Linked DNA regions of Mus musculus: region 2 is linked to region 1. Evidence: chromatin loops called from intact Hi-C (ENCODE). Cell type or tissue: left cerebral cortex. All regions are shown on one strand. Links, peaks and the distances in the headings refer to the core of each region. The heading gives the core; the rest is flanking DNA. Region 1 has its middle 12 kb from the start of Gm34325. Region 2 holds the start of Duoxa1 (dual oxidase maturation factor 1).

The links. A loop is a pair of places that touch in the nucleus more often than their neighbours do. Peaks named below come from ENCODE experiments on the same cell type or tissue, not always from the same donor. Only the 100,000 strongest peaks of a DNase experiment are listed, where the experiment ranks them.
Region 2: it touches region 1 in a loop (3-fold over the local background); 4 of 42 quality-filtered maps call a loop at or near these places.

What each region holds. Positions count from the first base shown.
Region 1 is chr2:122,549,551-122,565,332 of GRCm38, forward strand. No RefSeq gene overlaps it. Among named protein-coding and RNA genes, the nearest start is that of Gm34325, 12 kb to the right of the region's middle. In left cerebral cortex, for the core only: a CTCF peak has its summit at 8,979 (motif pointing left); a DNase peak (open chromatin) is centred at 8,965.
Region 2 is chr2:122,300,780-122,315,528 of GRCm38, forward strand. It overlaps Duoxa1 (dual oxidase maturation factor 1), which reads right to left and starts at 12,951. Exons shown (of 10, transcript NM_001305262.1): 1 at 12,891-12,951; 2 at 12,620-12,665; 3 at 12,153-12,269; 4 at 7,112-7,171; 5 at 5,901-6,084; 6 at 5,532-5,589; 7 at 4,775-4,909; 8 at 4,284-4,497; 9 at 3,847-4,064; 10 at 2,770-3,219. The coding sequence starts at 6,047. The coding sequence ends at 2,966. It overlaps Duoxa2 (dual oxidase maturation factor 2), which reads left to right. Exons shown (of 6, transcript NM_025777.2): 4 at 393-606; 5 at 882-1,096; 6 at 1,425-2,106. The coding sequence ends at 1,618. It also overlaps a transcript of Duox1 not described here. In left cerebral cortex, for the core only: a CTCF peak has its summit at 12,083; a DNase peak (open chromatin) is centred at 12,119.

The sequences.
Region 1 (15,782 bases), core at 7,315-11,314:
CTGAGCTCACAATTGCTTAAAATTGTTCGTCCCTCAGATACTATTCTCAAATTTGTGATTGCTTATATATATTTCTAGTTAATAAATAAATAAATTATGTACATGTTACTCTTAATAACTTTTCAAGCTTTCTAGTTACAACCATTCCTTAAGAAAAATGATTGAAAGTACAATTAGTCACTGCCCCTTTACAGCCAAGTATTTAAAATATTTTGTCAACAAGTTGTTAATTCAAAAGATTAGATATTGTAAAATTTTAAAACTTTAACTTCTTAAAAGACAACATTATGGGACACAATGAAAGTAGTTCTAAGAGAAAAGTTCATAGCACTTAGTGCCCTGGTAAAGAAACTGGAGAGATCTTACACTAACAACAGAATACTAGAGAGCTCTAGAACAAAAAGAAGCAAACTCACCCAAGAGGATCAGAAGGCAGGAAATTGTCAAACTCAGGGCCTAAATCAACCAGATAGAAACAAAGAAAACAATACAAAGAATCAACAAAACCAGAAGCTTGTTCTTTGTGAGAATCAACAAGATAAATAAACCCCTAGCCAAACTAACTAAAGGGCCAAGAGGCAGTATCCATAATTAACAAAACCGGAAATTGAAAAGGGAGACATAACAACAGAAATGGAGGAAATTCAAAAAATCATCAGATCCTACTATAAAAGCCTACACTCATCAAAACTGGAAAATCTAGATGAAATGGATGGTTTCCTAGAGAGATACTACATACCAAAGTTAAATCAAGAGCAGGTAAATTCTCTGAACAGGCCCATATTGCACAAGGAAATAGAATAAATAAAATAAAATCATTAAAAACATCCCAACCCAAAAAAGCCCAGGGCCAGATGGATTTAGTGTAGAATTCTATTAGACCTTCAAAAAAAATCTGATTCCAATTTTCTTCAAACTATTTCTTAAAATAGAAAGAGAGGAACACCACCTAACTCGTTCTATGAAGCCACAATTACTCTGATACCTAAAGCACACAAGGACCCAACCCAAAAAAAAAAAAAAAAAAGAACCAGACCAATCTTGCTTATGAATATACTCAGTAAAGTTCTTGCAAACCGAATCCAAGAACACATCAAAACCATCATTCACTACGATCAAGTGGGCTTCATCCCAGGAATGCAGGGTTGGTTTAATATACAAAAATCCATTAACGTAATCCACCATATAAACAAACTCAAAGAAAAAAATCACATGATCATCTCCTTAGATGCTGAAAAAGCATTTGACAAAATACAATACCCCTTCATGTTAAAAGTATTGGCGATATCAGGAATTCAAAGCCCATACCTAAACATAATAAAAGCAATTTACTGCAAACCAACAGCCCATATCAAATTAAATGGAGACATACTTGAAGCAATCCCACTGAAATGGGGAACAAATCAAGGATGCCTACTCTCCCCATATCTATTCAATATAGTACTCAAAGTGCTGGCTAAAAAAATAAGACAACCAAAAGAGATCAAGGAGATACAAATTGGCAAAGAAGAAATAAAGGTATCACTATTTGCAGATGATATGATAGTTTACATAAGTGACCCCAAAAACTCTACCAGAAATTTCTCCAGCTGACAAACACTTCAGCAAACTGGCTGAATATAAAATTAACTCAAATAAATCAGTAGCTTCCTTTATACAAATGATAAACAGGCTGAGAAAGAAATTAGGGAAACAACTCTCTGCACAATAGTCACAAATAATATAAAATATCTTGAGGTAACTCTAAACAAACAAGGAAAGACATGTATAACAATAACTTCAAGTCTCTCAAGAATGAAATCGAAGAAGATCTCAGAAAATGGAGAGATCTCCCATGCTCATGGATTGGCAGAATTAACATAGTAAAAATGGTTGCCCTACCAAAGGCAATCTATAGATTCAATGCAATCTCCATCAAAACCCCCAACACAATTCTTCAAAGACATGGAAAGAGCAGTTCTCAAATTCATCAAATTCATCTGGAAAAGCAAAAAACAAACAAACAAACCAAAAACCAAAAACCAACAAAAAACCAAAAAACCAAACCAAACCAACCAAACAAACAAAAAACAAAACAAACAAACAAACAACAACAACAAAACCCAATTCTTAACAATAAAAGAATGGCTGGAAGAATCACTATCCCTGACCTTTTACTTTACTACAGAGCAATAGTGATAAAAACTGCATGGTATTGGTACAGAGACACACACATTGATTAAACACATTATCAGTTTCTCAGGCTGCCAGTTAAGAGAACAAAATGCTTCATGCTGACTTTGTTTCTAGGGGTCTGGGAGACATATTGAGTTGGGGTCTTACACTCTCTTCTATCTCTTGTATTCCATTGGTGATGCTTACATCTATGACACCCGATCTCCTTCCTAGATTTTCTATCTCCAGGGTTGTCTCCCTTTCTGATTTATTTATTGTTTCTATTTCCATTTTTAGATCCTCGATGGTTTTGTTCAATTTGGGTTTTTGGTGGTTAGCTTCTTGAGTTCTTTATATATTTTGAATATTAGCCCTCTATTGAATGTGGAGTTAGTAAAGATTTTTTTCCCAATCTGTAGGTTGCTGATTGGTCTTATTGACTATATCCTTTACCGTACAGAAGCTTTCCAGTTTCATGAGGTCCCATTTATCAATTCTTGATCTTAGAACATGAGCCATTGAAATTCTGTTTAGGAAATCTCCCTCTGTGCCAATTAGTTCAAGGCTCTTTCCCACTTTCTCTTCTATTAGATTCAGTTTATCTAGTTTTATGTTGAGGTCCTGATCTACTTAGACTTGAGCTTTGTGCAAAGTGACAAATATGAATCTATTTTCATTTTTCTACATACAGATAGCCAGTTAGTCCAGCACCATTTATTATTTTTTATTTTTTATTTTTTAATTAGGTATTTTCTTCATTTACATTTCAAATGCTATTCCAAAAGTCCCCCAGACCCTCCCCCCCACTCCCCTACCCACCCACTCCCACTTTTTGGCCCTGGCATTCCCCTGTACTGGGGCATATAAAGTTTGCAAGTCCAATGGGCTTCTCTTTCCAGTGATGGCTGACTAGGCCATCTTTTGATACATATGCAGCTAGAGACACGAGCTCCGGGGGTACTGGTTAGTTCATATTGTTGTTCCACCTATAGGGTTGAATCATCCCCATTCTTATGGTACTTACTCAGCTTCCCCTTTCTTTGTGGTTTCTTCCTTTAAATACCCCCTCTCCCAGCTACTCGGGGCACCACAGTCCTCTATCCCTGTGGGGTGCACAGGCTGCACGACTGTGGGCCCAGGGGCTCTTGAAATAAAAATACTCTTGCTGTTTACATCAAGACTGTTTCTCATGAGTGATTTGGGGTGTCGCCTCTCCTGAGTCAGAACATGGGGGTTCTCACGTTGTGGGTCTTTCAAGAGAATCTCAGGTGCAGAAGATACCACAGAAAATATTGACACAACAGTCAAAGAAAATGCAAAATGCAAAAGGCTCCTAATCCCAAACATCCAGGAAATGCAGGACAAAATGAGAAGATCAAACCTACAGATAATAGGTATAGAAGAGAGTGAAGATTTCCAACTTAAAGGGGCAGCAAATATCTTCAACAAAATTATAGAAGAAAACTTCCCTAACCTAAAGAAAGAGATGCTGATGAACATACAAAAAGCCTACAGAACTCCAAATAGATTGGACCAGAAAAAAATTCCTCCCATCACATAATAGTAAAAACACCAAACACACTAAACAAAGAAAGAATATTAAAAGTAGTAAGGGAAAAATGTCAAATAACATATAAAGGCAGACCTATGAGAATTATACCAGACTTCTCACAAGAGACTATGAAAACTAGAAGATCCTGGGCAGATCTCATACAGACCCTAAGAGAACACAAATGCCAGCCCAGACTACAATACCCAACAAAACTCTCAATTACCATAGATGGAGAATCCAAGATATTACATAACAAAACCAAATTTACACATTATCTTTGATAATCCCAGCCCTACAAAGGATAATAAATGGAAAACCCCAACACAAGGAGGGAAACTATACCCTAGAATAAGCAAGAAAGTAATCTTCTTTCAACAGACCCCAAAGAAGATAACCACACAAACATAAAAATAACATCAAAAATAATGGGAAGCAACAACCACTATTCCTTAATATCTATTAACATCAGTGGCCTCAATTCCCCAATAAAAAGACATAGACTAAGAGACTGGATATGTAAACAGGACCCAGCATTTTGCTGCATACAGGAAATGCACCTGAGTGTCAAAGACAGATAATACCTCAGAGTAAAGAGCTGGAAAACAATTTTCTAAGCAAACGGTCCCAAGAAACAAGCTGGAGTAGCTATTCTGATATTGACATTCAAAGTTATCAAAAAGGATAAGGAAGGACACTTCATACTCATCAAAGGAAAAATCTACCAAGAAGAATTCTCAATTTTTCACATCTATGCTCCAAGTGCAAGGGTACCCACACTGATAAAAGAAACTTTACTAAAGTTGAAAACACACATTGAACCCCACACAATAATAGTGGGAATTTTCAACACACCCACTCTCCTCAATGAACAGATCATGGAAACACAAACTAAACAGAGGAAACTCAAATGATTGAGAAGCACCTAAAGAAATGTTCAATATCCTTAGTCATCAGGGAAATGCAAATCAAAACAACCCTGAGATTCCACCTCACACCAATCAGAATGGCTAAGATCACAAACTCAGGTGCCAGCAGATGTTGGCAAGGATATAGAGAAAGAGGAACACTCCTCCATTGCTGATGGGATTGCAAGCTGATACCACCCCTCTGGAAATCAGTCTGGCAGTTCCTCACTAAATTGGACATAGTACTACTGGAGGACCCAGCTATACCACTACTGGGCATATACCTAGAAGATGCTCCAGCATGTAATAAGGATACATGTTCCACTATGTTCATAGCAGCCTTATTTATAATATCTAGAAGCTGGAAACAACCCAGGTGTCCCTCAACAGAGGAATGGATACAGAAAATGTGGTGTTCTTTGTATCTTGATGGGTCTTGTTAAGACCCTGAATACAGTAATTATGGGACCTTTGTTTATGCTTTGTTCCTTAACTACTCAGTTTATGCTTTGTTTGTTTCTTGACTACTTTGTTTATAACTTAGGACTGGCCATATTGTTTGTATGTATCTAGAATGATATAAAAGCAGACTGGAAAAGGATAAACCCTCTTCAGCCTCAGAACTGGCTGTTATAATGTTGTCTAATTGTCTTTTTCTTTTCAATCCTCACTCTCTCCCTGGAGACCCCACTGGCTGGCATTACTGTTTACAACTTTTCTGGACTCAGCTAACCTTTCCTGACTTTAATTCCCTGAACAGCTTTCACTGATTTATCTATACTCCTGTCTGAGTCTGATGGCTTTTTTACTCTTGTCTTTTAGCCAAGTTTATGGTGAGAAAGAACAGAAATATGTAAAAAGAGAAATTTAGCCAAGAAAGATATTTGAGCCCAGTTAAAGTTGTGAGCAAAGTTCTCACGACAAAGGAGCCACAGTAGTTAAAGGAATAAGCAGGGTTAAGGAGAAGCCTTACTCTCTGCATTGAGACACTAGGAAAGGCCTGCTGAGGGCAAAGGCCTACCCAACCAAAGGCTTTAGGGTATGAAAATGGAGATTCACGTGAAAAAGAATGCTTAAACAAAGAGTATTCATGCAAGGGTTTCCTAATTCAAAACAGCTTCTGAGGAAAGTTTGTCCCTAGATTTGGCTACCAACTACACAGGTCACTATAGTTGTGGTGAGAGAGGCCAGGGTAGATCTGTGCTAGCTGCAAAACTTGATGTTACTGTTCATGTGGTACTGGGTTTTTAGGCATGCGAGATACAAGAGTTGGTACAGCCTTTATGGAGGCCTTTACCAAGGTTCAAGGGCTACCCACACCCACTGGACTCCAGATGAGGTCACCAGAGTCCTGGATGGTGGACAATGCAGGGTTTGGAGTTTCCCACACTAGGTTTCAGTCTCTGGTCGGCGGTTATCTGTTATTTCTCTACTCTTTCCTTTGGGAATGGGAATGTTTATTCTGTGCCATTTTATGTTGGAATTACGTAATTTCGTTCCCGACTTTACAGGTACTCAACGTAAAGAGATTGCTTCGCATCTCAGAAAAGACTTTGGGCTTCTAGACAGTGTTGGAGCTTTAAGACCTTAAAGACTTTGGAATTGGATTTGAATGCATTTTCACCATGAGATGGCAATGAGCCTGTTGGGGCCCAGGGTTAGGATCCTATGGTTTGAGTGTGAAATGTCTCCTGTGGGCTTATTTTAAATAAACACTTGTTTCTAGCTGGTAGTGATATTTCAGAAGGTTGTGGAACCTTCTGGACATGGGGTCTAGATGGCCCAGGAGAGGATCAGATCTGGCTCCAGTTTCAGCCTGAGCTCGCTGGCCAATCACTAAGTTATGAGCAAGTTGCCTTCTCTCCCGCTGCAGTGGACAGGGCTGTCCTCACTGCTGTGATCACTGCTGTACTTTTCTCATCCTGAGACTGGTTAAAACAAGTGGCCCTTCCCCTAAGTCACTTCTGTCTGGTATTTTGTCCTACCACTAAAAATATATTCTTTTTTTTCCTTTCATAAATTTTTATTATTTAAATGTATTTTATATACCAAACATTAATAATATTATTTTGAGAATCAAATAATGCATAAACATTTGTTCAACTTTTATATTCATATCTTTTCATATCCTAAAAATATCATTAATGAATATTGAATACTATCCATAACTGAGGATCCTATACCTAATGTTGAATATTAAATTGTTTCAAAACATACAAAATATTCTTTGGGAATTAAGCATAGTAAAAAATGAATGGCCCTTCCCTTAAGTTGCTTCTGTCTGGTATTTTGTCCTACCACTAAAAAAAAAATATTCTTGATGAAGCAAAATGAAACTAAATTTAATGTATAAACTCCTAGAACAAAAACAAATGGAAGTGGAAATATCCTAATATTCAAATAAGTTTTGTGCTCTAGATAATAGCATTATACTGCGGTTGACCTCTTGTTCTTGATGGTGATACTTATATAAGATGCTAGCATTAGACAAAGCTATGAGGAAATGATAAGTTGTTTCTGTAACATTTCCTTAAGCCTGAAATTAGTTAAAAATAAATTGGCTTTGGATTGTTTGAAACAAGGTTTCCTGTGTAGCTCATGCTGGCCTGAAGCACAAGATCTTCCTTTATATGTATGCACCACCATATCTCGCTTCAAAGATCAATCTTAGAGCCACAAGAACTAAAACAATTAACATTATGTGTACCATTATCGGTGCATAGAAAGTACAGCACTACCTAGAAGGAATTTGTGTGTGTGTGTGTGTGTGTGTGTGTGTGTGTGTGTGTGTGCATGGATGTACAATTATGCATGCCTAGATATGTGCAGAGGCAAAAGGAGCTCAGGTGTCCCGCTCAATCTCTCTGCCTCATTTCCTCTAGAAAGGACCTCTCACTGAACCTAGTGTTCCCATTTTCCCCTGGATTCTGGCTGGCTAGTGAAGAAACTAGATTGTTTATGCTCATAATCACACCCATCTTTTACATGGGTCCTAGGGATCTGAACTTAGGTCCTCATGTTTGAACACCAAACACTATCCACTGAGACATCTCCCTACCCAGGGAGATCTTGAGAATCATAATCAGAAGGGTCTGGAGAGTTGGTTTAATGTTTAAGAACACTTGTTACCTTTCCAGAGGACTCAGGTATGATTCCCAGCACCCACATGTTACATGAAGGAGGGCTGAGGGGAGACAATCTTCTCTGTACCTCCAGTCCTAGGGGATCGTAAGCACAGACATGCTGTGGTGCACAGACATATATGCAGGCAAAATATTCATACACATAAAATACTTTTTAAAAAAATTATTTTTACCTCTAGTGCAAATATTGCATGTATAAGATAAAACAGATGAATAAAGTAACATCTCTAATACCAGAAGAGGGTCTTGGTGTTGGACTCTCACTCTATCAATAAATCAATTCAAACAGAAGTAAAATGGGGGGGGGGGTGATACTGCACTAGACTGAGAGATGCACAAAACTTCCAAGACTTAAAAGAATCTCAAGAGATGTAACTAAGTTAAATGAGTAACTTTTTGTTATTAATTTTGACTCTACAGGATAATTACAGTTTTTTCTTAGGTAATAGAAGAAATTAGCATTTTGGATATTGAATGACATTAAGGAATTAAGGACAAGATATGGCATTGTGATTATGCAAAAAAACCTATTTGCATAGTTCTCTTTTTCTTGTTTTGAGATGAGGTCTCATTGTGAAAGTTGACGTTGATCTAGTGGTCCTTCGGCATTGGCTTCCCAAGTGCTTGGAGTACAGCTGAGTGCCATCACACTCTGCTTATTCACATATTTCTTTTGAGATGCACATTGAATTATTTAGAGGTGACATATGTGACATGATCTCTGAGTTTGATTTAAAATTCTCTAGCCATATGACATGAAAGAGTAGACAGGATAAAACTAATGCACAGAGAGAAACTGGGAGCTGGGCACCTGGACTCCCCCCTTTTGCATTTGCCTGGAAAGTTTTATAATAAAAAAAATCTTAAATGGTTTGAAAAAGAATTATACTATGGTAAAATGAAGAAAACCATTAGGGGTAACAGAATACAGGAACAGCAGAGGAATAGGGCAGCTACTGTCCCTTGGGCTGAGAAAGGATTTCGAAAGAAGTAACCAATTTGGAAGTGCATCCATCTCTCTTACTGATAGCTAGGTTTTCTAGCAGAATAGAGGACTGGCCTACACCATTGACTGATGAAGTTTGTCCCCTTGCTCTGCCTGCAGGGCTATCAAGTGGGAAATTGAAGGCTGGAGTTCTGGGAAGCAGCTCATTGGGTTCTGAAAGAACTAACAGGAGAGGCTCAGTGGGGTGCCGCTGAGACTTCTTGGTAGGCAGCACCCCCTAGTGTGCCAGTACTGAAGGGAGGAGAGGGAGGGAGGGACAGAAGCCTTCAAGCTTACTTGTTAAGAGTTTATCTCTTCAGTGAAGCGTCTCCTAGACAGACTCTTCCTTTTCTTCCCATAAACTTCCCAGGATGTAACACCTCAATATCATGGTCAGTTATTCATCTACTCCTTCCTTGCTTAAAGTGCATTTTAAATAACAGAACTAGACGTTGCAGGTATCCTAGTTAGATGTGATTGAATGAACATCTTTTTGTTTCTGCTGCCTGTCCCACACCCTCTAAAATGACAATTATGTCAAACTGTACAAACACACAAGGACAAAGACACTGGGCAAAATGAAAACAGCGACCACCTTCTGAAAGCCATGGAGCAGATGCAAGAGTGGAATCTGACTTAGTGGAGTGGTGTGGGGCATTGGGCTCTGCACAGACAGGCTGGCCTCCAGTTGAGCTGAGGTCTGAACCCCGGAAATAGTGATAATTCACCTATGTGACACAGTAGGCGTTCCCTTATGCTCCTGGAACTCTGGCCCCTGCCTAAGTTGCCTCCCCCCAACCCCCAAACACACAAGAGAAGTATGGCTAGAAGTCACGTAGGCAATGGCTCAAGCTTCTGACCTTCAGGCTAAACTCCTCCCCAGTTACCTAGCAACAGTGAAGACCATAAAAAGGGCTGCTCAGCCCCACCTTGCTCTCTTACTTGTCTCTCACCCCTTTGTTTTCTTACCTCTCACTTCTCTCACTCCTCTCTCCTCTTTCCTCTCTCTTTGTCTTCTCCTCTCCTCTCCTCTCCTCTCCTCTCCTCTCCTCTCCTCTCCTCTCCTCTCCTCTCCTCTCCTCTCCTCTCCTCTCCTCTGCTCCCCCCTCTCTCTTCCTCTCTAGCCCCCTCCCTTCTCTTTTTTCCCCTGAATTTCTATAATAAAGCTCTAAAACCATAGAGAGTCTCTTCTCATCAAGATCCACTGTGCGCACACTCGCAGATGTTGGGAACCTCTTCCCTCATACCTCTCTCCTATAACTTTGGGACTTTAGCAAGGTAGCTCTGGGAATCCCAGGTAGGGCTGTCCCTTAGCCACCCCCCGAAGAATGGGCTAGAGGATGCCCACCCAGGAATGAGCAGAAGATGTATGGCAGTCCTCCCATGCCTGACTGACCAGAGAATAGGTGGAACTCTGGAGGGGCGTGGGTCTTTCTCCCTTCCCCCACTTCCCCAGGGCCCCCTTTTTAGTTCCCAACAGAATGGTAACCAGTAAACCATCAGTGAGGGAAGCGCAAGTGATGGGGCACTAGAAACCTCTGAATGGATAAAAGTGTCTGAGATAAAAATACAAGTCACAGTGGTGGGCAGGGTTGCTGTATTCACAGTGAAAATTCTGTGAAAGTCAATATGAAACATAGATGTCTTCTCTCCTTTCTCCAATTTGTTGTGGTAAATATTTAATATTAATTGAGAGTTTCTACCCATTAGTTCCCAGATAAAAGACACAAAACCTTTTTTACTTATGATAAGCCTTTAAAGCACTAGAGCTAGAACTAGAGGGCAGATATCTACCCTCTTAGCTATTAGCATCTACTCTCCTCTCAATAACCCCAAGTTATTTAATTTGCCATGTTCCAATTATTAACTTCAATTGGGTAGCCCTCATGGCCATGTTTTCATGACTCACCTACTCCATCTTCTCTCCACTCTCTTGCGGTCTCCTGCATTGGACTCCAAGCCCAGGAACCAAACCCTGCCCGTCTTCTGTCCAGTTATAGACTGTAGGCATCTTTATTCACCAATAAGTGATAACTTGGGGGAAGGGCAAGGTTACATAGCATCACTTGGTCTGCATGAGAATCTCCTCATCCTCAAGGCAGCCAGGACCAGTGTTTAGCCATGGCCAGCCTCTCTTTTTCTACCTTTTCTCCTTCCCCCTGCCTTTCTACAATAAAGCTCTAAAACCATAGACTGTCTCTGCTCATCAAGGCCCGTCATGCTTGAACGATGGGATAGGCTTTCCCCTAAGGAGCCCCATCTAACCTCCCGCTGGAAGGCCTTCCTGTGCTCCAGCCAGGAACTGGACCAAGGACTCTTGCCAGTGTGAGAACCATCCAGTGCTGCCCTCTCCCCCTGTTCTCTCCTCCTTTCTGCCCAGGAGCTGACCGAGCCGCCCCCAGGTACTCAATTTGTTCTTGGCTATTCCGTGATATCCAGCATGGGATGCTGGAGGCTGAGAACCTGGTACCTAGGGCTGCCCCCTTGTCCACCCCCAAGGGCTGGGTCCATAGTTTCCCACATGGCAGCACACGGGTTATCTCCCACTTCCTCTTTCCCCCACACCCACTGCCCCGCAGGCAGCCAGACTCACCTCTTCAGACATTCCCCACTGGAAAACTCATTAGCCTGAACTGGAGAAGCCTCCAAGTTTAAGGAACTCTTCAGACTTAGGCGGCCTCAGCCTCCCTCCTATCCTGTACCATCCCTGTTGTGGGTCTCAGAGTTTTTCCACAGTTTTATTTTATTGTGTTAAGATCACTCAAGGTGAAATGTCCACACAAAGTTCAAAACCTTTTATGGTGAGACAGTTTCATATGTGAACATGATGAATTTTAGTTATTACCACCAGCTATCCTTTCTTTCATCCGTCTGTCTGTTTGTCTGTCTGTCCGTCTGCCTCTCTTTTTCACTGGACCCTTTCTTCTTAGAAAGTCTCCATCTTGATTTTGTGTCTTTCTGTGTGTGACCCAGTAAGTTCGGTTAGTTTATTATTGCCTGAGTATGGGCAGGAGGTTACCTAATAGAACTTAACAAGCAACTTAACAGTGGTGACACCACAGAATGTTGACACCCCTCCCCCCAGAACTGTGAACCACTAATCAGAATATAGGGGATGGGAGGGGCTTCATGGCTCCTCCCCCATCCTTGATGAAATGTTGAGGGCTCTGATCTTTCGCAGATAACCACAGCCGCAATGAGTCAGGCATGTAATGGCTCTGGCATGCTTTTTCATTTAGGGCTAAGAACTCCATCGTCATTTACTGTAGACACTTGGGCCAGCTATTTCTGCATTAACTGCCATCCGCAGTAAAAAAAATCACTGATGAAGACTGGGTGAGACACTAATATATATGTATACACGTGAGTATTTTTGACACCATAACTGAGCTTTTTGACAGCATAACTGAGCACTGAGCAAAACAATGGTCGTAGGTTCCTCTTAGGGTCTATGGGCTCCATTAGCCACGGTATCTTCACCAATTTATCTAATCAGACACGAGTTCTTATCTGCGGAGCAGGTCTCAAACCGAATCAGAAAGTGATTGGTTACTACCATAACAGCCATGCCACATCTTGCCTGAAGGTTGCTCACTATTGTTGTCTACATGATTCACAGGGGGATAAGACCGTTGATCTCTTTTATATACCAGGAGCCAATACATTTTTATTGTGCTGTGTTATACAGCAGACTGTAAGAGCTTTTTTGTCTTCCTTAGCTGATATGGTATGATAGTCTTTGCTCTTAAACATATGATTTAAAGATCACCTCAGACACTCAAAGAATACCTCCAGAGAAAAGAAATGCATACAATTGGCAAGAAAACATCATTTAAAGACCTTAAGATCTACTGTTGATAGTAAAAGAAGATATAGCAGGCTCCCCTCCCTAGAAAGGAAGCTTTGAGGGGGGAAAAATACCATTTAAAAGGATGCTGTAAAAATGCAAAGATACCATAGCAGAAATTAAAAATACATAAAATGAAAATTAAAAAGAAAGCAGGTTCTGGGCATAGGCCAATGGCAGAGTGCGTGCTCTGTGTTCAATCTTCTGGGTTCAGTCTATAGCCACCCCTTAAACAAACCAAAGAAATGAACAAGACCAACCAACTAACTGCAACATCCTCCCCACACCTTCAAAAGCAGAAGGAAGAGAGGCAAGGAGACCTCTCCACTTTGAAGCTGCTGTCCCCACAGGTTACAGTTTAGAGTTGCAATGCTTTCTTTTCCCATTTCACCACTAAGATACCAGAACAGAGAAATTTCCCAACAGGCAGTGGAAACAATTCTTTATTCTGGAATTAAGTATTTCAACCTAAAACAACTCCATTAGATTGAACACCAACCTGTTCAGTTAGTCAGGTTGTTCACTTACCGACAAGATGGAGCCGCTGGTCTCCAGACCCTTGCTCTCTGTAACCACGTCCTTAAACCATCACCCCTCCCCAATCCTGATTAAGATCTCTCTTAAACTAGATTTCAAAATACCTCATCTTCCCCCTGCCTCTGAGAGACTACCAAGACAAGAGACTACCAAGACAGGGAAGTTTAGAAAATGTAGCTTTGTTATTCAGTAGGCTATTTTGGTAATGTTTGTTTGTTTGTTTGTTTGTTTTCGAGATAGAGTTTCTCTGTATAGCCCTGACTGTGCTGGAACTCACTTTGTAGACCAGGCTGGCCTTGAACTCAGAAATCCACCTGCCTCTGCCTCCCAAGTTCTGAAATTAAAGGTGTGTGTCACCACTGCTCGACTTATTTTGGTAATTTTTTTTATTATGTATTTTCCTCAATTACATTTCCAATGCTATCCCAAAAGTACCCCATACCCCCCCCACTTCCCTACCCACCCATTCCAATTTTTTTTTTTTGGCCCTGTCGTTCCCTTGTAATGGGGCATAAAAAGTTTGTGTGTCCAATAGGCCTCTCTTTCCAGTGATGGCCGACTAGGCCTTCTTTTGATACATATGCAGCTAGAGTCAAGAGCTCTGGGGTACTGGTTAATTCATAATGTTGTTCCACCTATGGGGTTGCAGATCCCTTTAGCTCCTTGGGTACTTTCTCTAGCTCCTCCATTGGGAGCCCTGTGATCCATCCAATAGCTGACTGTGAGCATCCACTTCTGTGTTTGCTAGGCCACGGCATAGTCTCACAAGACACAGCTATATCTGATTCCTTTCAGCAAAATCTTGCTAGTGTATGCAATGGTGTCAGCATTTGGAAGCTGATTATGGGGTGGATCCCTGGATATGGCAGTCTCTAGATGGTCCATCCTTTCGTCACAGCTCCAAACTTTGTCTCTGTAACTCCTTCCATGGGTGTTTTGTTCCCAATTCTAAGAAGAGGCAGTGTCCACACTTTGGTCTTCATTCTTCTTGACTTTCATGCGTTTAACAAATTGTATCTTATATCTTGGGCATCCTAAGTTTCTGGGCTAATATCCACTTATCAGTGGGTACATATTGTGTGAGTTCCTTTGTGAATGTGTTACCTCACTCAGGATGATGCCCTCCAGGTCCATCCATTTGCCTAAGAATTTCATAAATTCATTCTTTTTAATAGCTGAGTAGTACTCCATTGTGTAAATGTACCACATTTTCTGTATCCATTCCTCTTTCGAGGGACATCTGGGTTCTTTCCAGCTTCTGGCTATTATAAATAAGGCTGCTATGAACATACTGGAGCATGTGTCCTTCTTACCGGTTGGGACATCTTCTGGATATATGCCCAGGAGAGGTATTGCTGGATCCTCCGGTAGTACTATGTCAATTTTCTAAGGAACCGCCAGACTGATTTCCAGAGTGGTTGTACAAGCTTGAAATCCCACCAACAGTGGAGGAGTGTTCCTCTTTCTCCACATCCTCGCCAGCATCTGCTGTCACCTGAATTTTTGATCTTAGCCATTCTGACTGGTGTGAGGTGGAATCTCAGGGTTGTTTTCATTTGCATTTCCCTGATGATTAAGGATGTTGAACATTTTTTCAGGAGCTTCTCTGACATTCTGTATTCCTCAGGTGAGAATTCTTTGTTCAGTTCTGAGCCCCATTTTTAATGGGGTTATTTGATTTTCTGGAGTCCACCTTCTTGAGTTCTTTATATATATATATGATATTAGTCCCCTATCTGATTTAAGATAGGTAAAGATCTTTTCCCAATCTGTTGGTGGCCTTTTTGTCTTATTGACAGTGTCTTTTGCCTTGCAGAAGCTTTGCAGTTTCACGAGGTCCCATTTGTCAATTCTCGACCTTACAGCGCAAGCTATTGCTGTTCTATTCAGGAATTTTTCCCCTGTGCCCATATCTTCAAGGCTTTTCCCCCACTTTCTCCTCTATAAGTTTCAGTGTCTCTGGTTTTATGTGAAGTTCCTTGATCCACTTAGATTTGACCTTAGTACAAGGAGATAGGAATGGATCGATTCACATTCTTCTACGTAATAACAACCAGTTGTGCCAGCACCATTTGTTGAAAATGCTGTCTTTCTTCCACTGGATGGTTTTGCTCCCTTGTCGAAGATCAAGTGACCATAGGTGTGTGGGTTCATTTCTGGGTTTTCAATTCTATTCCATTGGTCTACTTGTCTGTCACTATACCAGTACCATGCAGTTTTTTTTTTTTTTTTAATCACAATTGCTCTGTAGTAAAGCTTTGGGTCAGGCATCGTGATTACACCAGAGGTTCTTTTATCCTTGAGAAGAATTTTTGCTATCCTAGGTTTTTTGTTATTCCAGAAGAATTTGTAGATTGCTCTTTCAAATTTGTTGAAGAATTGAATTGGAATTTTGATGGGGATTGCATTGAATCTGTAGATTGCTTTTGGCAAGATAGCCATTTTTACAATGTTGATCCTGCCAATCCATGAGCATGGGAGATCTTTCCATCTTCTGAGATCTTCTTTAATTTCTTTCTTCAGAGCCTTGAAGTTTTTATCATACAGATCTTTCACTTCCTTAGTTAGAGTCACGCCAAGATATTTTATATTATTTGTGACTATTGAGAAGGCTGTTGTTTCCCTAATTTATTTCTCAGCCTGTTTATTCTTTGTGTAG
Region 2 (14,749 bases), core at 10,439-14,438, 250 kb before region 1:
AACCTGTGGGTCGCGACCCCTACCGCTGTTTTACAGGTGTTATCTAAGACCATCAGAAGATGCAGACCTTCATATTATGATTCCTAGCAGTAACGAAATTACAGTTAGGAAGTAGCAACAAAAATAATTTTATAGTTGGGGGTCACCACACCATGAGGAACTGTATTAAAGGGTCACGGTTTAGGAAGGTTGAGAGCCACTGTGTTAGATAGAGTGCCCTATCACGTCCCTCGGGTTCAGAAAGCCTTCGATTTAACTTTGCGTTTCCCGGTACCACTACCTAGCCTTTCTCTTTCCTGACAGTTGCCCCACCCTTAGTTCCCTATCTGAAACTCTTTAGTTTCCGGGTCCCTGGCCTTGCACAGTGCCATGACCCCCATGGCTTCCCGCAGGAACACCGAGGCAGCAGCTGAACGAGACCATTGACTACAATGAGCGTTTCACTTGGCGTCTGAACGAAGACTACACCAAGGAGTATGTCCATGCCTTGGAGAAGGGACTGCCGGACCCAGTGCTATACCTGGCAGAGAAGTTCACACCGAGCAGTCCTTGCGGGCTGTACCACCAATATCACCTGGCCGGTCACTATGCCGCAGCAACACTGTGGTGAGCCAGGGATGGGGATAGGGCAGGGTGCATGTGACCTGGAGAGCGCGGTCTCCGAAGCTGGAACTGCAGCCTCGCGGCATCATCAGGCTGGCAATCTACAAAACCCATGGGAATTCACGTCCCAGCTATAGGAGGGGGGAGGCCGAGGGGCTGGGAGGGGAGGCTCAGGACCCAGCTCTCCCGGGGTGGGGGTTGGGGACGGTTCCTCTACACCGCCAGCAGTCCTGGTCAGGGAACTCCCGCTCATGGAGCGCTGCCTTGGTCCCTCGCAGGGTGGCATTCTGCTTCTGGATCATCGCCAATGCGCTGCTCTCCATGCCCGCCCCACTCTACGGAGGCCTGGCTTTGCTCACCACCGGTGCCTTCACGCTCTTCGGTGTCTTCGCCTTCGCCTCGATTTCCAGCGTGCCGCTCTGCCACTTCCGCCTGGGCTCCGCCGTCCTCACGCCTTACTACGGCGCCTCCTTTTGGCTCACGCTGGCCACCGGTGAGTACCGACGGATGCTTACCTGGTGGTGACCGGGGTGTGTATGGGATGGACGCTCTCCGGTTTAGAGAATGGGTTCTCTTATTTAATATGTTCGTCTCCGTAGCAGGCAGAAGGTGGGCCGACACTGTTATTTTACGGTTGAGAAGAGCTAGCTCAGAAGGGTTCAGTATCTTGCCCGGGTTTGCATGAAAACTCGTGCATCGTGAAATACATGTCAGTTCTTTCTGAGGGTTGTGCGTGTAGGAAATTCCAGGGATGGGCTCCAAATCCTGGCAATGAGAGCCTGCATCCCTGAGTCCCTCTGTCTTTCCTCCCTCCGGTGCAGGCATCCTGAGCCTCCTCCTCGGAGGGGCGGTGGTGATTCTCCACTATACTCGGCCCAGCGCCCTTCGCTCCTTTCTGGATCTAAGTGTCAAAGACTGTAGCAACCAGGCTAAAGGAAACTCACCTCTCACCCTCAACAACCCGCAACACGAACAGTTGAAGAGTCCAGACTTAAATATTACCACTCTCCTGTGAAAATAACTGACTCCGGATTTCTACCCCTCTTTGGGACCCCATAGACCTGAAGACTGTGTTAAGAGCGCGTGCCAGGAGCATAGCTTAGTCTGGAGAACTGCTTGTCCCTGCGGGACGACAAGGGGGCACCCCATGTGCCTTTGCTCTAGAGAATGGATTTCTCAGGAGAACTGTAAATAAACTTTTTTGTTTCTTTTTTTTTCTTCAAAATTCCCATGCCCATCAATTTCCTTGGCTTCTCTTGGCCATTTGGAGCTACAACCTTGAGAAACTCCTCTAGGCTAGTAAGAGCCTAGTACTGTATGTACATTCAGGTGCTGAGAAGCCTGAGAAACACAGTAGGGCTCTGGGGGAGGTGCGCCCTCTAGTGAGATCTGAGAGGAACTGGCAGGCATCTCCTCCAACGGGTGGTGGGTTACGTTCTACCCAAATCTCTACTAGCCACACTGAATGTATTGGGGAAGATTAGGATTTTGGCGTTCATTCGCAAATTCTTTCAGGTTGTCTTCTTTTATGTTTGTATTTGAGAGCTAAGAGAGAGGTCAACAAGGCATAAAAATATAAATCCTGGGGTCTGGAGAGATGGTTCAGTGGTAGAACACTAGCTGCCCTTTCAGGTATTGGTATTGAGGTCTTTGTACCCACATGGCCAGTTCCTGTAACTCCAGTTCCAGGGCATGTCTGCAATGCCCCCTCCTGGCCTCTGCAGGCACTGCGTGCAAGTGGTTCACAGACATACAATCAGGCAAAGTACTTATACACATTATACCTACCCTGGGACTTTTTTTTAAACAGTTTTTTTTTCCTCTCGAGTTCTATAAGCTTACGTAGCATATTTCGGGACTAAAGGTCAAAAAGAGTGTGGCACATAGCCTGTTAATGTTAAAACTGGAACACGATGTTTGTTCTCCAGCTAATGTGGACCCAGAGGTCACAAAAGCTGTGAAAATTGGAAAAAGAAAGAAAGGGGCTCAGACCCCCCAAAGGCAAGAGATGGATGCTGAGGATGCCCAATGTATTTGTTATGAGTGGAAGGTTGGCACCTTGACGAGGCAAAGCTTTCAAGAAGGTTGATGCTGTGCAGACATAGCCACCCCTGTGCTGTCACCACGACAACGGTTTCTGGGCATGTCTGACATCTCTTCAGAGCCTTAGCACTTTTGTTCATTTATTTTTTTGCATTAGTAGGCTGTGTATATTATTCTGTTACATCAACAAGTTGGATACATATTACAACTGAACATGATACAACTGAAACCCACTTCCTGGACAGTTCTGCTGGTTTTGTGGGGCTCCAATAATGTCTGGAGGCAGTCTGGAAACTCAGTGGCTACCAGGAGAAGAGCTTTACAGGGAACAGTCGGACTCTTTGGGGTGTTCCTCCTTAAAACATGTCTCAGAGGAAGCCACTGACATGGGAATGTCCTGGGTCTCAGGACTCTCAGCTATGGACCGGTAGTGGGGGCTCAAGAGTCCTCCTTCTTCAGAGCCCCACTCCAGCACTGGGTCCTCTGAACTCTGGTTGAAGAAAGCCTTCAGTCTGTGAGGCTGCATCCTGTGGGCCACTGCCATGACCAGGCCAAGCAGAATACACAGCAGTCCTGTGGCAACATGTGTCTTGCTTTAGTTTAGTAAGTCCTCCCAAGATCTTCTAAGAGCAGGAGAACTTTAAGCTATGTCTGGGCTGCTGCTTTAGAGTAACTGGAATTCATAAAGATGACTTACTGTCCCAGGGTTCTATATTGCAGACATGGATCTAGTGTCCTTAATTTTCATTCTCCAAACTGAGCAAGAGGAAGAGAGAGAAGACAGACTGGAAGTAGGGACAGATGAGAATGGAAGGAGACACCAAGACAACATGGGGGAGCACACAGAGCCTGGTAGAAGAGTGAAACAGTGAGACAGGTTGGTTTAGGGCATTTGGGGTAGTATGAGGTGAAGACAGGCATGGCCTCTAGGAAGAGACATGAAAGTGTGGTTAGGGGACACAGGAGGGACACACAACAGGAAGAGCTGGAGGACTTGCATAAAGAGAGTTAGGGGACAATGGATGTGGCAGGAAAGTGAGCATAATGAGGAGAGAGAAAGCTGACAAAATGAGGGCGTTAAGAAGAATGGGGCTCTAAAAAGGCACTGACATCCTGACCTCTAGAAACAGACCCCCCATCCCACCACATGACAGTCCCTCACCTTCATCCTGAGTCCTTATTTCTAGGGAAGGCTCTCACCTGTGGCTAACGTGATCCAGAAAGCGGGCCCATGGTGAGTGTGCAGCACAGCAGTGCCCAAGCGCAGGGGACAGGGCGATATGAGTGACGTGGTCATGGAGAAGAAGAACAGGGCCAACAGCTGGAAGAGACCAGTGGCCAGCAGCATGTGGCCACCATAAACCAGCACTGGCATCGACAACATCACATTGGCCAGTAGCCAGCAGAGGAATGCCACCCTAGAAAGCCAAGATGCAATGAGGGCTGGCCCAGGCACCACTAACCTGCTAGAGAGGACTTCAGGACCTAGGCAGAAGATGTCCCAAATGTATGAAGGAGAAATCTTGCCTGTGGGTTTTCCAACCAAGATCTAAAGTTACTAAGGGCAGCTCCTTCCACTCAGGATTTTCCTCGAGTTTAAGAAAGTAGGGCCTGTCTCACCCTGTATCCACACTTACCACAGCATGGCAGAGGCATAGTGTCCTGCCAGGCGGTACTGGTTGTACAGGCCACATGGGCTTCGAGGGGTGAACTTCTCAGCCAGGTATAGCACTGGGTCTGGAAGGCCCTTCTCCAGGGCCTTTGCATACTCCTCTGCATAGCTCCTGCCCAGGCGCCATGCGAATGCCTCATTGTAGTTGATGGTTTCATTCAGCTGCTGCACTGGGGTGCCTGAGGAACAGGGCAGCTGTGCTTAGGAGCAACCCAAGGAATGCACTGAGGCATTCACCTTGGGTAGGGGTTCATTCACACCAGGCAGAAGGCCAAGAGCCAGCAGCTGACAGAGAAGACAGTTCTGAATTTCATCTCCTGCCATTCCCCCAACACCCACACTTCCTCCCAGCTCCAGTGCTGGGCAAACTGTAGTTCTGTGCCCCCCACAAAACACATCAATATGTCTCAAAGACACAGAGCAGAGCCTCCCCTCCCTCCCAAGTAAGCGCCTCACCTGTGAGGGTGATGTTGACGCCGCCGAGCCCGATCTGCAGTCCCACGTCCACACTGACCCACTTGGGACTGAAGGCTTTGTACGTTGTGTTGGCGTTGACATGGCCCACAGACCACTCAGAACTGAAGTTCACAGCTGGGGTTGAGGAGTTGCAACTCAGCAAGGTCTGAGCATTACTGGGTTAGTCAGAAGGGAGAACCACAAGGCCTCCATGCCTGAACTTGTTGTAATTGTATACCCACTCGCTAGCCCATGTCTGACGCCTACTAAGTCTGTCAACCACTATTGTGGGATGAGGCGAAGGGTCAGGATGTAAAACTTTCCATGTTCGCACTCGGCTTACCCCCTTTCCAAGTCCATTTAGGGACAGCGGTGACGCTGCGTAAGGAAGCAGTGAGATACACCATGATGGGCAAACACAGACAACATCAATTTTTTTTAAGTCTGTTTTTCCTAATCACTGAAACCAAACAAGCAACTCCCCCAGCAAAGTCCTCCTGCCTACAGATTCATTATGACCCAAATAAAATGATGTTAGGAAGATTTCAAGGATGCATCCTGCAGTTTCCCTGGCTCACACCTCTCAGGGCAAGGGTAAGAGTAAGGGGCTAAAACCAAGGTTAGAGAGGTGTGTGTGGGCTGGATCACACCCCGAATCAGTCCCCACTACAGAGAGACAGAAAGAAGCCAGGCAGGCCACAAAGAGAACTTCACAAGACAGAGGCAGCTGCCCAAGTCTGTGGCATTTGGCACTTACCCAGGATCACAGCCCCGATGAATAAGCTGGTCACCACCCGAAGCAGCCAGAACAGCCTCTGAGTCAGAGAGGGTGGGTTTAGTAAGCATAGCCCTTCTTCCAAGATTGCCCTTCCCCTTTCTATGATGGGGAGGGGTGGGAGTTCTACCCCTGAGCCTATTTGGCCAATTACAATCAGAGTGTCTGACACACAAGCATGCTCAGCCGGTTGGTTGGGTGACTGAGGAAGTCTGCACTTGGGATGTGCAGGGTTGTGGCTGGAGTTCCTTCCTCAGGTCTGCTTCTATCTAGACAGAGTCTGTACCCCTCACTCTTGAAGACAAAGTCTCTCTCAGGCTGGAGTCTTCAGGGCTGGGGCTTTTTTCTTACCGTCTTCCCACGGATGCCAGGCAGGATAATGATGAAGGTGACCAGTGCAGTCAGGAAGATGGTGATAATGACAGCCAGAGTAGTGTCCATTGGAAAGGTTGGCTTGGTGCCAGTGTAGAAGGGCAGTGTGTGTCCAAGAGCAGCCATTTTGGTTGGGGTACGCTGGGGGAAGGGGGTGTTGATGCTGCAAGGAGAGGCATTCATTGAGAGCCCTCTGTGTACCAAACACTACCACGGGGGCTGGGGATGCATCAAAGAATAAACCACCCCAGGTCTGTGGTCTCTGAAGCCCGTTTTGTTGGCACCTTTTGATCTTCATTGCCTTTCCTGCCTCTCTACTGCCTTTCAGCCCTATGTCTCCTGTCTTTTGGCTGTGACAGACTTAGGGTCTTGGCAGTCAGTCTCCCGTTGCCCTTCGTTCCCTTCCTAACCAACCGCTCAACCCTCTAACTCAGCTCCATTGTTATCCTTGGGGCTTTTCCGTTTCTTCTGGGAATAGCTGAAGAAAAAGAACTCTCCTTTATTTCCTCCAGGCTCGAGCACAGGCAGATCACAGAACATAAAAAGAACTATATTTACTATCAAACAAAGCCATACGGGAAGGAGATGGTACAGATTATGAAAAGATTGCCTTTCTTTTTCGGTCTCCAAAGCAACAAGAGCCAAAAAGCGGCTAAGTGTACAGTTTTACTACATCAACGTGGGGCTGATCCTTAGACCCAGCACTGCCCCGCTGCTCAAGCACCCTGGCTACAGGACTGGTGATTCCGGAAAAACTTGAATAAGCGCCCTCCATGAGGCACAGTGGTGGGACCAGATGTTCTACTATTAAATGTATCATCAACATAATTCTTTTCTTCCCTTTTCTTGTTTGACTCTTGTCTGTCCCTTTATACATAGGATGGTAATAAAATGACACCTGGCCATTTCACCAGTGTTTAGACAGTATTAATTGCAAGACACCTTATTATTTCACAGATCATGTAGAAAGTACTGCCAATTAACTGTCACAGCCATTGATGGTAAGATGCACCCCAACTTTAGAGATATCAAAATCAGGGGTGAATGAAGAACCCTAGAATCACTGTTGCAGTGACCCACAGACTCAGTTCCTGTCACTCTTCTAGGTGTGTCTTGGGGGGCCCAGAGGGCACCTCTGAGCAGGGGGAGTCTTGCTAAGTGGGAAGGCAAAGCAGCAGCTTTGGACTCACGCAGCTCCAGAGCTTGAATTCTGCTTCTGTCTTTTGGAATTTCACTTCTTTTGAGTTTTACTGAAAAACAGAAATAATAATTGCTTCTCAGGGTCTTTCTGAAACGAAATTGGGTGTGGAAGTGCAAAGAATACTACTGGAAACAAACAGGCAGTGCTAAGCTATCAGGCAGAGACTGGGAGATTTACAGCTTAGCTTTTAATCCTGTCTTTTGGGCAAGTCGTACAACCACAGCCTCCGTTTTTAATACAAAACTTAAGCTTTCTTCTTAACTGTTAGACTCGTCCATCCTAGAGAAATACCCATCTTTTCTCCAGCTCCGCAGTTCCTCTTGGGCTCTTCTACCACTGCCTTCTCTACAACTACCTCACTGTCAGCCAACCCTAATGTCCTCACAGCACTCCATTCTCCACCGTTTTCTCAAAGATAAATTCAAGTTTCTCCCAACTAAAGTCTCACACACACACACACACACACACACACATACACACACACACACACACACACACACAGAGAGAGAGAGAGAGAGAGAGAGAGAGAGAGAGAGAGAGAGAGAGAGAGAGAGAGAGAGACTTTCTTGATCTTCACACTCTCACTGATTGGTCCAGCTCTCTCCTTTTCATGGCCAGGGTTTTTGACACACTAATCTGTGTTGGTGTTTCCATCTATCTCTTGTCTCCTTGACCACTGTAACCTACCTTTGCCGAATCTTGTCTTTAGCATCACCTCACTAAATTCCCTGAAGGGAAATTCTCACTTAAGAAAAAAATCTTTTAAATTTGTGGTATTTGACACTGCAGAACACATTGTGTCTCCTGAAACTTGCTCTTTGGCTCCACAGTACCATGTTTCCCTGGGTCTCCTACCATTGGCCACCCTGTGTAGGCTCTTCCTCCTTCTTCCTCTCTACTAAACATCTGTGTTGCTCATGATTCTATCTTGATTCTCTTCCTTTGGTGTCATCAAGGTTTCCCTGGATAGCCATGCGTGGTGCACATTACAGGTGCGCCTCTGTAATCCCATCACTGAAGAGGTGGAGCAAGAGGACTGAGAGTTCCAGGCTAGCCTGAGCTATATGCAAAAACCTGCTCTCAGAAAACAAAAATAATTCTTAGGTAATTTCATCTATTCCCATGGCTTATATATAGTTCTCAGATGTCCCCTGAGCTCCAAACTCAAAATGACCAACTGCCTCAAGGCTCTTGCCACTTGGAAGTTCTTTGATGCCTCAGAGTTAGCAGGCTCCAAATGGAATTCTCTGCTACTCTTTTTTTTTTCTTTCCTTTTTAGCATCATATCCACCTATTAATCAAAGATGCCAGAACGAGGATCATCTTGCACACACCTTAGTCCCATGTATTCCTTGAAATTATCCATTGGCTGCCTTCTCTACTGCCTCTTCCTACTTTAGCTCCATTCTCTCCTATTGCCTTGCGCAAGAATACTTTTTCTAATTCTTCTTCTCTCCCTTCTCCATCCTGGGTATTTTCTTCCTATCACATAGAAGGTGCTTTGTGAGTAATGACCCTTCTTCCCTGCTCCACGACTGACATGCTTTTTCCAGCTTCTTGCCTTTGTATAGGCTATGTCCTTCTCTACCTGGAATGGTCTAGCCTTGGCAAATGCCCTTTCTCACTTCAAGCCTCAGTCCATTTTACCTTCTGTATGAAGTTACCTCCAATGCCACTGGGCCAGTGGGACGGTTTCCTACTCTATTATTCCAATTGTGTTTGAAACATGTCTCCATAATCACAATCGTTACTGTACTCCATGTCTTTGAACATTTATCTCCCTTTTAGACAGAGTGTCCTTGAGGGCAGAGATTTAATCTCCCCATCTTTGTATCATCTGCATGTAGCATATTCTAATCAAACTCTGGATCAGATTAATGAATATAAATGAGCTCTTTCCGCAGGTGTCTCTTTCTGAGTCTTCACACAAGAGGGAGCTATGCTCTTCATTACTACACTTCTATTCACATTAGCAGAGCACTGCCGATTCAAGGCTAAAATCAGCCCAAGAAGGGATCTGAGGAACCTGACCTACATTTTGTAATCTCAAAGAACTGTCTAGAAAGCCTCTTCTAATAGCTAGAGTCTCTAAGAAATATAAACACACAAACCTAAATGTTTATATTCAGTTGAACATGAAGCACACTCTTAAACTTAGCTGAAAATGTACAGCTAAATGTCTGTTACTTTGAGGGGCTAGAAAGAAGGCTTAGGGGTAATTAAGAGCATTTGTTGTTCTTGTAGAGGACCTGGGTTCAATTCCCAACAACCACATGGTGGCTGGCATCTGTCTGTAACTCCAGTTCCAGGGGATCTAATGATTCCTCCTGGCCTCTGCAAGAAACAGTCATGTACTTGGTACACTGGCATACATGCCTGGAAAACACACACATAATTTTTTGTTTGTTTTTTCGAGACAGGGTTTCTCTGTGTATCCCTGGCTGTCCTGGAACTCATTCTGTAGACCAGGCTGGCCTTGAACTCAGAGATCTGCCTGCCTCTGCCTCCCAAGTGCTGGGATCAAAGGCGTGTGCCACCACCACTAGGAATAATTTTTTAATTAAAAAGAAGCTATTCTGTGCATGTATGAGTGTGTGTGTGTGCGCGCGTACTTCCCATGGCATCTACGTGGAAGTGAGAGGACATCTTTATGGAACAGATTCTCTCCTCTCATCTTTATGTGGGTTCTTAGGCTCGATTGAACCCAGGTTGTCAGGCATGGGCAGCAAGTGCCTTCCCTGAATGAGCTGTTCCGCTGGCCTGGTGACATTTATTATAAAACATAAGGGTTTGTTGTTGTTGTTGTTGTTATAGTGAATTTTTATTTATGACACCCAAACTGAAACCATTATATTTCTAAGGAAGTCTATATAGGAAGAATGCCTTAGATCTGAGTTTAGATAGGGGCATGGTGATACATTCTTTAAAACCAGCACCTTCGAGGCAAAGGCAAGCAGAACTTTTTGAGTTGTAGGCCAGCTTGATCTACATAGCAAGTTGCAGGTGATTCAAGGCTAGAAGAAGGAGGAGGAGGACGAGGAGTGGGAGGGGGAGGAAGAAGAGGAGAAGAAAGGGGAGGAGAGGGGAAGGAGAGGAAGAAAGAAGACATGTATTAGATAGAGCATAGATTGTTCATAGAAGGAACTCATTCAAGCCCAGTGAGGTGGCTCAGTGGTGGAGGTGCTCGCTGCCAAGCCTGAAATTCTGAGTTTGATCCTTAGAAGTCACATGGCAGGATGGAGAGAACTGATTCCTAACAGTTGTTTTCTGACATCCTTACTCATGCCATAGGATGCGTTCATACACGTGCGTGCACACACACACACACACACACACACACCAAATGTGTGTGGAAAAGTGAAAGAAGAGCCCATATTATATACTATTATATATTATATGTGAATTCCAACAATGGATATTTGCAGCATAAGCAGATATTAACTAACTTAAGGCATCTTGGTCAGGATCACGTATTCTTAGTATTCCTGTGCTTATTTTAATGAGAGGTTATAAAAGTTTTGTGAGCATGGCTCATCTCTATTAACATGATGCGTCAAAGAAACACTAACAAAAGGCTTTTCTGTATCTCAAGTACAGAATGGACATTGTTAACTTATTTGCAATTCTCCCAAATATTAAGGATGATTAGAGCAAGTGATGGTTGCTGAATCCGATTTGCCTTGCTTGGTCCCTTGCTCTCTTGCTCTCTTCCACTCTCCCATTTCACTTTTCACTACTTAGCTATTCCTTACTCTATGCTGCCTGGCTTGGTAAAGCTGAATTTCTGGGCTGATCCTAATTTGGTTTCATTATTATGCTAACAGGGCTTCATCAACAGAGCTCTGCTTTGCCAACAAAGCCTGTATTTCTCTTGGGACCGTCTTCCTCTCTCAGGCTTGACAAGTGAAGCCTAACTGTAGAATTGGTTCAAATAGCACAATCTCACATCAATATTAATTTTATCCCTTGGTCCCTTAGCTCACCACCATGACTGGGATACACATGCATTTTATACTGATGAACATAAGCAGCCATTGGACAATCAAACCCACACCTACAACTTTAAAAGCACAGTCACGAGAAAGGAGCACCCACTCTTTGTAGTGCCCAGTAACACGGACACCTAGAGGTTTTCATTGGGGCTCCTGCTATGAGTTGGGCACTTTCTCACTGAGGCTGGCCAATTCCTTCACTTTGGGGTTCTATTTTCTCACTTGGCTGGGGGGGGGCAGCCTTTAAGTACTTTCCCCCGTGTTTAGAAGTATTTTAGATTTAGTTACCTAGCCCTTACCTATCACAAGACGAAATGAATTTCCAGTGTTTATAGGACCAGAGGGTAGAGATAGAGTTAACAGTCTTGAAGAAGATCGGATCTGGAACCTCTCTCGAAGCTTGACAAGATTTTTTTTCCTAAAGCCTTCCTCTGCCCCCGCCCCCATCTACAGAACCTGCAAAGTAAGGACTGCTCGCTTTCTATAAGGGTAGTTTAGGTGACAGTCTAATATTGTCAAGCACTCTGATAGGTGAGACACGGCTACCGAAATATGATAGTTTATTTCTCTGATTGAAGTAAAGCCCATTAAAGGTTTACAGCCTTGCCTGGCTAAAGGAAGTCTTTTTCAGGACCGCCTAACCTAATCCTCCTTCCTAAGGAAGTTAGAGGTGTGTGTGTGCTGGGGGTGGGGGGAAAGCGGGGGTGTGAATTGGGGGAGAAGAGGTTGGGCGTGTGTGTGGGGGGGGGGCGGGTAGTGATGGGTGGTGGAGGATAGGGAACTGAGCAATCCAATCTACCCAGACTCCAGTTAAGAGAAATAAAGATTCAGTATTGACAAATCTTGTGACTCTCATAACCTTAAGGAGTTCGCCGTGCTTAAATTTTTTTTTTTTTCAAACTTTTCCTTCACAAATCCCCCCTTGATCTGAATTGGTCTGTGTAGACTCAAGAAGTGCGCCCCTGGAGGTCGGTACCGGAACAGCACTTCAAGGTCTGATCTCATACCTCTGAGCCCACCCGATCCATGGTTCCCTACCTTCCTCTCTTTCAGATACTGTGCGCATGGCACCTGGCGCTGCTCGTCTTTGGGCACTCACTCACAACGCTCCTGGTCGTGGGGATAGGGCAGGAACCGGGTCCAGACGTGGACGTCCTGTCGCCAAAACCATGCACTTTGTTCAGGCAGAATCCCTTCCAATTCCCCATTCTTCTAAGTCAATTGCGGACCAGGTTGTGACTCCCATAAACCCAGCCTGGTGTCTTCTCCGCCTTCCATTTCAAGTCATTGTCAACTTTCTCGTACTTGGCACTCCGCCCTCGAACCGAACCAGGGACAGACTGGCGTGCTAGGACAGCGCCCCAGCACTGTGCCCTCTGCACCCAACCCCTAAGATCCCCGATTCCTACCCATGCCAGCACCTCGGGCAGCTGTAACACAAACGAGGCTCACAGGACGGTGAGACCTGGGAGGTTCCACCAGGAAACCTGGTTATCTAGACTTACAGGTTTTGGGGACAGATGGATACCTTGCTTTGGCGACAGGTCTGATCTGTAGGTTAATGTTGGGAGATTTTGTTTTAGAGCCCTGGCCCCCGACTGTGTGGGGAGAATTTGGGAACAGCTCTCCTGCCCCACACCCTGTTTATCTTCCACCCTCTTCCTCAGCCCCCAAGAGTTGGAACTTGGGGAGAGAGACTTGCCCTTCCCGCCTCCCAAACGGCCAACGTGCCTGAACCCTCGGCACCCAGGAGCCCTGCATCCTACAAGGTCTCACCTTTCATGCTCCGGTCCCCTTTCACGCGGGTCCCCGCGCTAGCTTCTATTCCGCCCTACTGTGCCCCGCCCCAGAGCTGGGACGCGCTGTCCGCTCTTCACCCCCAGCCCCGCCCGCCCCGACTCAGAGCTGGAGAAGCTGCCAGAACGGAGGAGCGGGCTACAGCGAACCCGGAGTCATCCAGGAGCCTATCCGCAGTCCCAGGCTGGGGCGACCAGAAGCTAAGGTCAGATCCTTGAACATTTCTCCTGGCCCACGAAAGTGGGTGCTCCGAGAGAGAGGGCTCTAGGGGTGGGGACAGCGGAGGAAAGGGGTACCGGTGGTCCTCCTTTTCTGCGGAACAGGAATTGTAGCCTCGTGTGCCTCCAATCTTTCCCCGAGGCTAAAAGGAACCTTGCTAAGGCCTGAGCTCAGCACACTGACTTTGAAAAACTAGGGTCATCTGGTCCTGATAATGTTGAATGACCTAGTTTGTTTGGGCCTAGAGGGTTTCTTGGCACCATCACATTATGCCAAGGAGAGACTTTGTTGGTTCTTCAGTATACAGTTACTCCCTGGGTCTTCAGGATGGAATCTCTGTGGCTTTAACTCATTTCGCTCTCCTTCCCACCTCGGGGCCAACAGAGTCATGATTCTAAGACTCTGATTTGGAAAAATGGCCATGTGGACAAGAACCAGACAGGCGTGTACTCTCCCAGATCTGCCGCTGCCTGGGGCCTCATTGCCCTGGAGTTGTGCCTTCATTTCCAGATTGTTTGGGAAGTTACCACACCCAAGTGGCTGTGTAAACTGTTAAGGGTTACCTACCCACAGAGACGTTATTAGCATGGCTACTCTCTTTTCTAATTTGTCCCCAACAATTTGGCCTGAAAGCCTACAGGTTGTTAGGGATGGATCTACATTTGGAGTCCAGGCTCCTGAAGACTTGACTGGAAGGGGAAGGAGGTCAAACTGTTTGGATTAGGGGAACTCAACTATGGCCTGCCACTCTACCATACCCAACACACCACCTTCAGATCTCCAGTGCCCGGCTCCTCAATTATTACCAAAGGCCACACTCCAAAGAACCTCTAGATAGATGGAATAATGAGTTGGGGGCTGGGCAGGGTCTGGGATTTTGCACTTGTTTAGTAGGAGATTTGGGGAGTTGTGAGTCACCTGTGGGTTCTCACCTTCAACTAGATAGCACATTTAGAAGCCCAGGCTGAAGATGGGGCTTTATCTGAGCATGTGACTTTCAGCACCCCGCCTCCAATCTTCAGGTTGTCTTTAGGATGTCTTCAGGATGACATTTTGTCAGAGGAGTCCTGGCATGAGTTGCCTGCTGCCTCTGTTTACCTGTGGTCCCACATGGTTTGTTGGCCTCTGGAAGGCAGGGCTGAAGCAGGAACGGCTGGTGTGGTACTCCACTTGAGGTTCCTTGCAGGATCCTGCTTCAGCCTCTGCCCAATTTGCATCACACCTGTCAGTCTTCTTGGCTTGAATTCAACCTCAGCCTCCTGTTAGCCTCTGATCATGCTGTGGAGTGAACAGTTCAGGCACGTTCCCCACCGTGGCTAGGAGAGGATGAAATGGTTGGATCAGATAAATGGTTTACCTCAGATCCCACAGAGGACGAAGAGCAGACCTGAGACCTCAGCTGGGTTCCTCAGCTACTTCTTCCCAAGCTGGACTCCTGCAATGGAGCAGCCTCTGTGGGGAGCTGGGCCGAAGCAAGGGTGTCCAGGTTCTCAGAAACTAAAGTTCACAAGGGCAAGGTTGGCTTTGTTCTCTTCTTCACTGGCTCCAGAGCCGAGGCCAGGTCTGTACACAGCGCGTGTTGGTCAGTCATCTATTGAATGAACTAGAGGCCTTCCGAG